Regions from separate parts of the Homo sapiens genome. Here region 1 is linked to region 2. A link is a contact called in ENCODE Hi-C data. All regions are on one chromosome and are shown on one strand. Each heading gives the region's core, a stretch centred on a gene start or an enhancer-like site at or near the end of the contact. The rest is flanking DNA. Distances are from core to core; before and after follow the strand shown. Region 1 holds the start of SPRED1 (sprouty related EVH1 domain containing 1). Region 2 holds the start of AQR (aquarius intron-binding spliceosomal factor).

Evidence for each region. Hi-C counts contacts between places; a loop is a spot of excess contacts on that map. Pooled maps may share reads with other maps.
Region 1: a loop to region 2 is called in a pooled map, with 8 times the contacts of the local background. The contact joins the promoter of SPRED1 here to the promoter of AQR in region 2. A Hi-C loop is called at or near these places in 7 of 50 pooled maps.

The regions. Positions count from the first base shown.
Region 1 is chr15:38,250,902-38,255,028 of GRCh38, forward strand. It overlaps SPRED1 (sprouty related EVH1 domain containing 1), which reads left to right and starts at 1,935. Exons shown (of 7, transcript NM_152594.3): 1 at 1,935-2,316. The coding sequence starts at 2,285. RefSeq lists silencers at 1,285-1,584, 1,595-1,644, 1,745-1,844, 2,025-2,084, 2,095-2,144 and 2 more.
Region 2 is chr15:34,966,883-34,971,307 of GRCh38, forward strand. It overlaps AQR (aquarius intron-binding spliceosomal factor), which reads right to left and starts at 2,860. Exons shown (of 35, transcript NM_014691.3): 1 at 2,657-2,860. The coding sequence starts at 2,731. RefSeq lists enhancers at 921-1,485, 2,654-2,803, 2,854-2,963.

The DNA of each region.
Region 1 (4,127 bases), core at 685-3,184, 3.3 Mb after region 2:
TCTCTTTAATGTGGCACCAGCGGCAACCTTCATTCTTAGGTCGCACAAATCTGAGAAGGAAGAGAAAAACATTGCACGCAGGGCGAGACTTATATCTGGGAAGATGCGTCAGGAACTTGGGAGCACTTGGGATTCAGTCCCCTAAGGTGGTTCATGTACAGGCTGGTTTTCTAAGTGGAGAACAGATAATAGAATTTGCAGAGCCAGGAGCTCTGACTCCTGTGGCTGGGCTGACCTTAGGCTCCAGCCCGCAACCCCAGTAGGTTTCTGTGCAAAAATCTTTTGAGATGAATGCATACTTTGTCTTCTAACAATGCATTCGTGACAGCTGTCTATCCAATCGGTCCGCCTCCGTTCAGAGCAGTTCGTGCCACAGAAGCATCTCCTGCGCTATAGTTATGCAACCTCACTCGCAGCGGGAGTTATTTCCTCCGTTCTGGCTGCGCCAGATTCATGTAACACGCCTACCCTGGGCTTCAATGGAAGTCGTTCTCCATTAACAATCACTCCAGCTTTCCGAGATGAATGCCCTGATAGCATACCCCTTGCGCAGTAAGAATCCAGGCAGCGAGGCGAGGTGTTAAAACACACATACATTCTCATATTCTCTCTCTCTCTCTCTCACACACACACACACACACACACACACACACATACACTTCGTGCATGCAGCTAGGGGACTGCAGCAGTGCAACCAGGGGGACAGCAGGAGGAGCTCTCTTTGCAGTCCCTGCTTCTAACCCCCACTAACTAAAGATGAACTCATGCCAGTTCCATTCTTTGCTCTGCAAAGAAAACACACACACACACACACACACACACACACACACACACACACACACGGCAGAAGAGAGTAGCCTCCAGATTTCCCCTCTGAGCACACTGTCTTTCTAGCCTCTTCGTTCAAGCAACCCGGATATTCCAAGCAGAGTAACGGGGAGTAACGCGCCACAACAATGCAACCTCCCTAGCAGCTCCCCTCGCAGCTCCCACCCCCGCCCCCTTTCGCGGCGTGCCAAGAGTTTGGAGCGCGCGCACGCACACCGAGCACGGTGCAGGGAGGATATCCCTCCGCCTCCCTCCCCCTTTCTCCGCTAAGTGGCTCGACAACGATTTGGGAAATGAAGGGAGGAGGGAACTACTTTCCTGAAACTTGCTATGCTGCACATGACTTCGAGTTGCAGTGATTCGCCCGGAGGCCGCGGCTTTTAGTCCTACCCACACACCCTCACAGCCTGGGCACCCCGCTCGGCAGCCCCACCCCGCGCCCGCTCTGGCCTCCGGGGAAAGCGGGCGGCCGGGAGAAGTCGCGAGGGACTACTTCGCCTCCTTCTCTCGCGGGCGCCCCCGGTTCGGGCAGCGGCTGCGGCGGCGGAAGGAGCGGGCGGCGTGAGCGCTTCCGCCGCCCCCCTCGCGGCTCCCCTCTCTCGGGCGTGAGGAGCTGGCCCGCTGAGCTGCTGGTGGGCACTGGCTGGCGGGGAACCTGCAGCCGCTCTTGTCCTCTCCCGCCGCTTCTCGGGATCCTGCCCCCCGGACCCGGGCCCGCCCGCTCTTCTCCGGCCGGGTGGGAACGATCGGTTTGCCTGCCCCTCGCCTCACACGCTCCCCGCCGCCCCCTCCACCCCCCTGAGGAGGAGTCCCGGCTGGAGCGTGTCTGGAGGAATCCGCCGCCGCGGGGCCCCTAGCCCTGCTCTGCCGGCGCCTGAGGACCGACCCAGACGCCGCCGGGGGTTGAGGGGCAGCCGGCGGCGAGGCGGGAGATGGTGGGGTGGGCTCCGGCAGGACCGCGCCGCCGCTGCCCGGAGCCTGGGCTCGGCACCCCCCCGCCGGCCCCCACCGAGCGGAGCTCTGCTTCCTCCTCGCCGCATCCCTGAGGGAAGCGCCGCCTCTGCTCCCGGGTTCTCCGCCCGCCGACTCCTTCCTGGCCGGACCCCGCTGCGCTCCACCCCAGTGGCTGGAGGAGCAGCTCTCCAGTCAGCCTTTGCAGCCCCTCTCTTTTTCCCTTTCCACCGGGCCTCCTCGGATCCCTTGGCTGGGCACTGAGGCGGGGGAAGAGGCTGGGGTCGCCACGGCGGAGGTTGCTGCCGCCACCCCCCTGCGGGGGTGGCCGGGGTTCCCGGCTGGGGGGGTACCGTTCTGGGTGAGGCATCCACCATGGTGAGGCCCCTGTGCCGCTGCCCCCGCGCCCCCCCGGCCGCCGCTGCCTCCTGCCCCTCGGTGCTGCTGTTGCTCCCCCGCCTGCTGTTGCTCCTCCATCTCCAGATCGGATCACGGTGAGGGAAAGATGAGCGAGGAGACGGCGACTTCTGACAACGAGTAAGCGCCTCATTGATCTCGATTGCTAATCCCCCTCCCCCTATCCGCCCTCGGCTCTCCCCCAGACCCATCCGAAACTTGGGTGCCGGAAAGCTTGCGACCCTGGAGAGTTCGGTGCATCTTCTGGAGATAGCTGATTTCTTTAGCCATTTTTAGTGGCAGCACCCCTCCCCATCCTCCCACATTTAGCTGCTTTCTTTTGGGGTAGGGGATTAAGTGTTGGGAGAGGATGGCAATTGTACGTCTATGAGAGGGAATAATGTGGATGGATGGAAGTGGAGTAGAAACTACCCCTTTGCCTGTGAGACCCCTGTCCCGTCCTTTTTCACTCACATACCAGTCACCATACCTTCAGTATCCATCCTACTTCCTTTATAGCTGTTTCACTTGGAAACTAATGTGTGGGAGCACCTCCTGCAGCAAACTGCTCTTGAATCTTAATTCGATGAGTCAGTGACTCTTAAATACCGATTAAGCCTTCACCCTCTCCCCCCTCCCCCTTTTAAACTTATGACCTGTAAGATTCTTGTAAAAAATAGGGTTAGGGAAACATTTTTAGAATTTAATAGGATTAAGGACACCTGGAGTGTGGGCGATGTTGAGCTAGAGTTTACCTTTGTGAATATTGGACGTGTCTTCAGGAACGGAGAAGAATTTTGAATGCTAATTTTTACCTTTCAGCTATGTGAAAACACATGATTTACGTTGATGTAACCGAATTTACATTGCTGAATATGTTGGTGATTTCATTAACTTTTAGAGCATTCCGGTTTAAGTTTTAGCTTATTTGGGCTTTCTCCTTGCTTTCCAAACGAAATACTTCGTCTTTTAAATGTTTTGCTTTAACGTGACAGCTGCGTGGAGAAATAATGGTTGGCAACACTTTTCTATTGAGAAGGGATTTAATTCCAAGCAGAATATTAGCATCCGTTTTCTTGTAATTAAGTTCAACTTTTGTTTATCTTCGGAGGGTTGGAAAGAGTTAAGTGAGTTAGGACTTAGTCATTTGGATGCATTCCTTTAAATACAGTGCATTACTAAAGTCAGACCTTTTTGAAATAACTTTTTAAAGTCTGTACCGAGTCCTGTTTAACGTAAAATAGCTAGAGAAAGGCCAAACAACATTTCCTCCTCCCTTACTCCCTCCCCACCCCAAAACACACGCTTCTGCTGAGCGGGTGTAGAAGGAGGTACATTGCTGCAGTGTCAGTGCAGTGTAGAAGCAGAAGTGGCAGCCATGTTCTGTCTCTTTTTGTGAATCGCCCTCATTTGCATAGCACACTCTTCATTCATAAAAAAAATAATTAAACATCCATCACCTTGGACATCTTGAAAGGATTTCCCAAGAAAAAAAATTCGCGGCTTATTTGTCTGTGTGTAGATTTTTGAGTTCAGAAGGTAAGAAGAATGTGAAATTTTAGGTTAAATTTAAAAACATACGCACACACAAACAACTACCCCTGTTCTGAGAATGTTGACACAGTTATGTGGGAAATATCAGTTCGGGGAGGTGCTGGGATCACGTGATCGCCTCCATTCATAAAATACCTGGCTGTCCATTCAGAGTGCAGTACAGTCTCTCCCTGCCTTCTGCAGATTAGACCTACTTTGAGGGAGATCAAGAAGTCTATCTCAGATAATGGTTATTTAGGAGAAGAACTGCTAAAAATGCTGAACCGAATGACGGTAACTTTTATTGGTATCTTTCAAAAAGTTTGGATTAAAAATGTTAAGTTTTCTTTTAGAGATGGGAAAAGACTTCTTACCAGTTTAATTTTTTTCTTAAAGCAGTGAATATCTCCTTGTTTCCT
Region 2 (4,425 bases), core at 1,610-4,109:
TTTTTTTTTTTTGAGATGGAGTTCGCTCTTGTTGCCCAGGCTGAAGTACAATGGCGTGATCTCAGCTCACTGCAACCTCTGCCTCCTGGGTTCAAGTGATTCTCCTGCCTCAGCCTCCTGAGTAGCTGGGATTACAGGCATGCACCACCACGTCCGGCTAATTTTGTATTTTTAGTAGAGACAGGGTTTCTCCATATTGGCCAGGCTGGTCTCGAACTCCCGACCTCAGGTGATCCGTCCACCTCAGCCTCCCAAAGTGCTGGGATTACAGGTGTAATCCCACTGCGAGCCACAAGCCACCGCACCCGGCCCACCCTGGCCTTCTTTACATTCACACCTTAAGGTGTGTGTACTTGCTATTTCCTTGCTCTTCTCAAAACTGGCTCCTTCTTTGCATTCAGGTGTTAGCTCAAATGTCACCTCGGAGAGAACTTTCCTGACTGTCTTTCATACACCTCAAACCAGTCTGTCACAGCCCTGTTTCATTTTCCTCATAGCATTTATCAGTGTATGAAACTATACCGTTCATCTGTCTGGTTCTTCCCTCTAAAATGTGAGTTCCATGACAGAAGTAAACTAATAAATGACTTCTACTGCAAAAATGCAGGTATATGGGGAAAGAGACCTCTAATCTCGTTTAAGTTGTCAGGAAAAGCCTCTCTAAAGTAGTGTAGAAGGCTGAGAATGAATAAAGGAAGGTGGGGAGAAAAAAAATGAGGATTCCTAGCAGAGGAACAATGTTGAAAAGCCAGGAGATGAAAGATAGCATGGCACATTCAAATAAACGAAGTTCTGTACAGCTAAGGCACAGAGTTAGAAAGGAAGAGGAAAAAGAGGAAACTGAAGATATAAGCACAGGTCAAATCACACAACACTATGAAGGATTTCAGCCGTTAACCTAAGGGTAATTAGAATTCTTTAAAGATTTCTTTTTTTTTGCTTCGTTTTTAGACGGAGTTTTGCTCTTGTTGCCCAGGCTGGAGTGCAATGGTGCGATCTTGGCTCATTGCAACCTCCGCCTCCCGGGTTCAAGCAATTCTCCTGCCTCAGCCTCCCGAGTAGCTGGGATTACAGGCATGCACCACCAAGCCTGCCTACTTTTGTATTTTTAGTAGAGACAGGGTTTCTCCATGTTGGTCAGGCTGGTCTCGAACTCCCGACCTCAGGTGATCGACCTGCCACGGCCTCCCAAAGTGCTGGGATTACAGGCATGAGCCATCGCGCCCGGCTGAAGATTTTAAGGACAGCCAGCCTTAGTGTAGTCCCTGTAGTCCTAGCTACAAGGGAGGCTGAGGTGGAAGGCTCACTGGAGCCCAGCCAACATAGTGAGACCCTATCTTGAAAGAAGAAAAGGAAGGAAAGGAAGGAAGAGATTTTTTTTTTTTTTTGAGACGGAGTCTCGCACTGTTGCCCAGGCTGGAGTGCAGTGGCGCGATCTCGGCTCACTGCAAGCTCCGCCTCCCGGGTTCACGCCATTCTCCTGCCTCAGCCTCCCGAGTAGCTGGGACCAAAGGCACCTGCCACCATGCCCGGCTAATTTTTTTTCTTTTTATTTTTAGTAGAGACGGGGTTTCACCGTGTTAGCCAGGATGGTCTCGATCTCCTGACCTCGTGATCCGCCCGCCTCGGCCTCCCAAAGTGCTGGGATTACAGGCGTGAGCCCCTGCGCCCGGCCGGAAGGCAGAAATTTTAAGAAGGCAAGTGATATGATGAGATTTGCACTTGTATGAAATCACTCGGAAAGCAACATGAAGAATGGGCTAGAGCAGAGCAAGAGGAAGGACAATATAACAGATTACGATACCTTGGTCCAGGCAGAAAACAATGGCAACCAAGCTTAGGGTGACAGAGATGTAGAACACCAGATAGATTCAAAAGATATTTAGAATGTAGAAATGTAGGGACTAAGGGAAAGGGAGGATTCAAAATCACTCCCTAGGCTTCTGCCCTGGCAAATCTGTTGAGACAAGGAATAAAGAATAAAGAAGCAGGTGGGCATGATAACTTCTACATTGAACTACTTACACTCTTATGCAATTCACAAATAAATAATAAGAATGAGGAATGATGCTGACAACCACAGGACTGTGGTTCCCTATCCAAAGCCAACTGTGGCTCACAATGCAAGATAGTAAACAGATTCTAAATGAACGCTCTCAAACTACAGAATTACTCTGTTTTTAGATAGGTCTATTTGGAGGTGTCTTGTCAGTTTCTCATCGCTGCTCAAAAACTCAGGACACTCTAAGGACCAGGAAAAAGCCTACTCCTACTTGAAGAGGCAGTCCAGCATCACTCTGCTGCGAAGCCTACTTGCCAGTCTCAGATAGACTGGGGTGTTCCCTCCTCTCTGAATCCATTGCTCCTGAGACAAACTCCAACACAGCAAAACTCATACAGTAGTTTTATTTTCATGCGTCTGTCTTCCTTGGGCCATGAACTCCCCAGGGCAGGGCAGCTTCTTTCACCACGGTATGCCCAGCACCTAGCATAGTGGCCGGCACGGAGCTGATACTCAGTAAAAAGACGTGTGTGAATCAATTAACAAACGAATGCCTCCTCCGGACTCCTAAATCCTGAAAAAAAACCCCACCACCAGGCCTCGGGGCCACGACGTCCATACCCACTCACACACACCAGACTCGCCCGAGCTCACCTGGGTCACGAACTCCGCATTGATTTGGGACACCGTAGGGGCCACGATCTTCTTGGGCTGCGCAGGGGCTGCCATGGCAGCACTCTTCCCTCCACTCCAGTGGAAACTAAAGGACCGCTCTGGGCAGCGGCAACCCTGGTCCACTTCCCTTAAGTTACTGCCGGGGCGCTTAACTCCGCGCCGCACAAACGCTCCGGGCCGGATATCCTCAGCCTTCAGAGTCCCGTAGGGAACCCGTACAACAGCCCAAGCGTTCCTCGGGAAGCGGAATGGCGTGTAGCCGGAAGTTCATGCAGGCGTTGGGGCTGAGCTAGCGAGCCAAGAGCTTTGACCTCCTCTGTACACGCCCTCTAGCGGGCGGCAGAGAGAAGACACCTCGCTGGCGGGATTAGGAGGGCAAGGGAGGGACCCGGTGGATGGTGTTGGGTGGGGTTTCTCGTGGTTAGTGAAGAGTGCCGTGTGCGGTGAATGGGGATTTAGTTTTTTTTCAACCCTAAAGAAAAAACAAAACAAAACAAAAAAAACAGCCTGGGAATATGGGCTGGGTTTTAACTGCCCTTAACAGTGTTTTAGTTTAGTTTTGTTTTTTTTGAGACGGAGTTTCGCTCTTGTTGCCCAGGCTGCAATGCAATGGTGCAATCTCGGCTCACAGCAACCTCTGCCTCCCGGGTTCAAGCGATTCTCCTGCCTCAGCCTCCCGTGTTGTTGGGATTACAGGCATGCGCCACCATGCACAGCTAATTTTTGTATTTTTAGTAGACACAGGGTTTCTCCGTATTGGTCAGGCTGGTCTCGAACTCACCAACTTTAGGTAATCCGCCTGCCTCAGGGTCCCAAAGTGCAGGGATTACAGGCCTTAACAGTTTTATGGAGGTAAAAATTGACATACAATAACCCAGCCAGGCGCGGTAGTCACGCCTGTAATCCCAGCGTTTTGGGAGGCTGAAGCTGGCCGATTGCCTGAGGTCAGGAGTTTGAGACCAGCCTGGCTAACATGGTGAAAACCCATCTCTACTAAAAAACAAAATTTAGCCGGGCGTGGTGGCGCGCGCCTGTAGTTCCAGCTACTCGGATTCAGGAGAATAATCACTTGAAGCTGGGAGGCGGAGGTTGCAGTGAGCCGAGATTGCGCCATTGCACTCCAGCTTGGTGACAGAGCGAGACTAGCCTCAAAAAATAAAAATAAAATAATAATAAAAATAATTCACATACAATAACCCACACATATTTAGGTTGTAAAATTTGATGCGTTTTGACATGAACATACATTTGTGAAACTATTGCCAAAATCATAATGAGCATATCAAAGCCTCTAAAAGTTTCCTCGTGAACTTTTGCTATCTGTGCCTTTCACTGTTCCCACCCACTTTTCAGGCAACCACTGATCTGCTTTCTGTCACTATAGTTTGCTTTTCATGGAATTTTATATAAATGAAATAATACAGTGCATGCCTTCTTTCACTCAACGAAATGATTTTGAGATGGATTCATGTTGTTGCATGTATCAGTAGTTCATTCCTTTTTTATTGCTTAACATTCGTTCCATTTTACTGATATACCACAGTTTGATAAACTATTCATCTGCTGATAGACATTTGAGTTGTTCCAAGTTCTCAGTTATTACAAATAAAGCCACTATGAGCATTTGTGTATAAGTCTTCATGTGGACATATACTTCCTTTGCTCTTAAATACTTAGGAGTGAAATATTTGGGTTATACGATAGGTGTGTTTGTTTGTTTGTTGTTTGTTTGAGATGGAGTCTTGCTC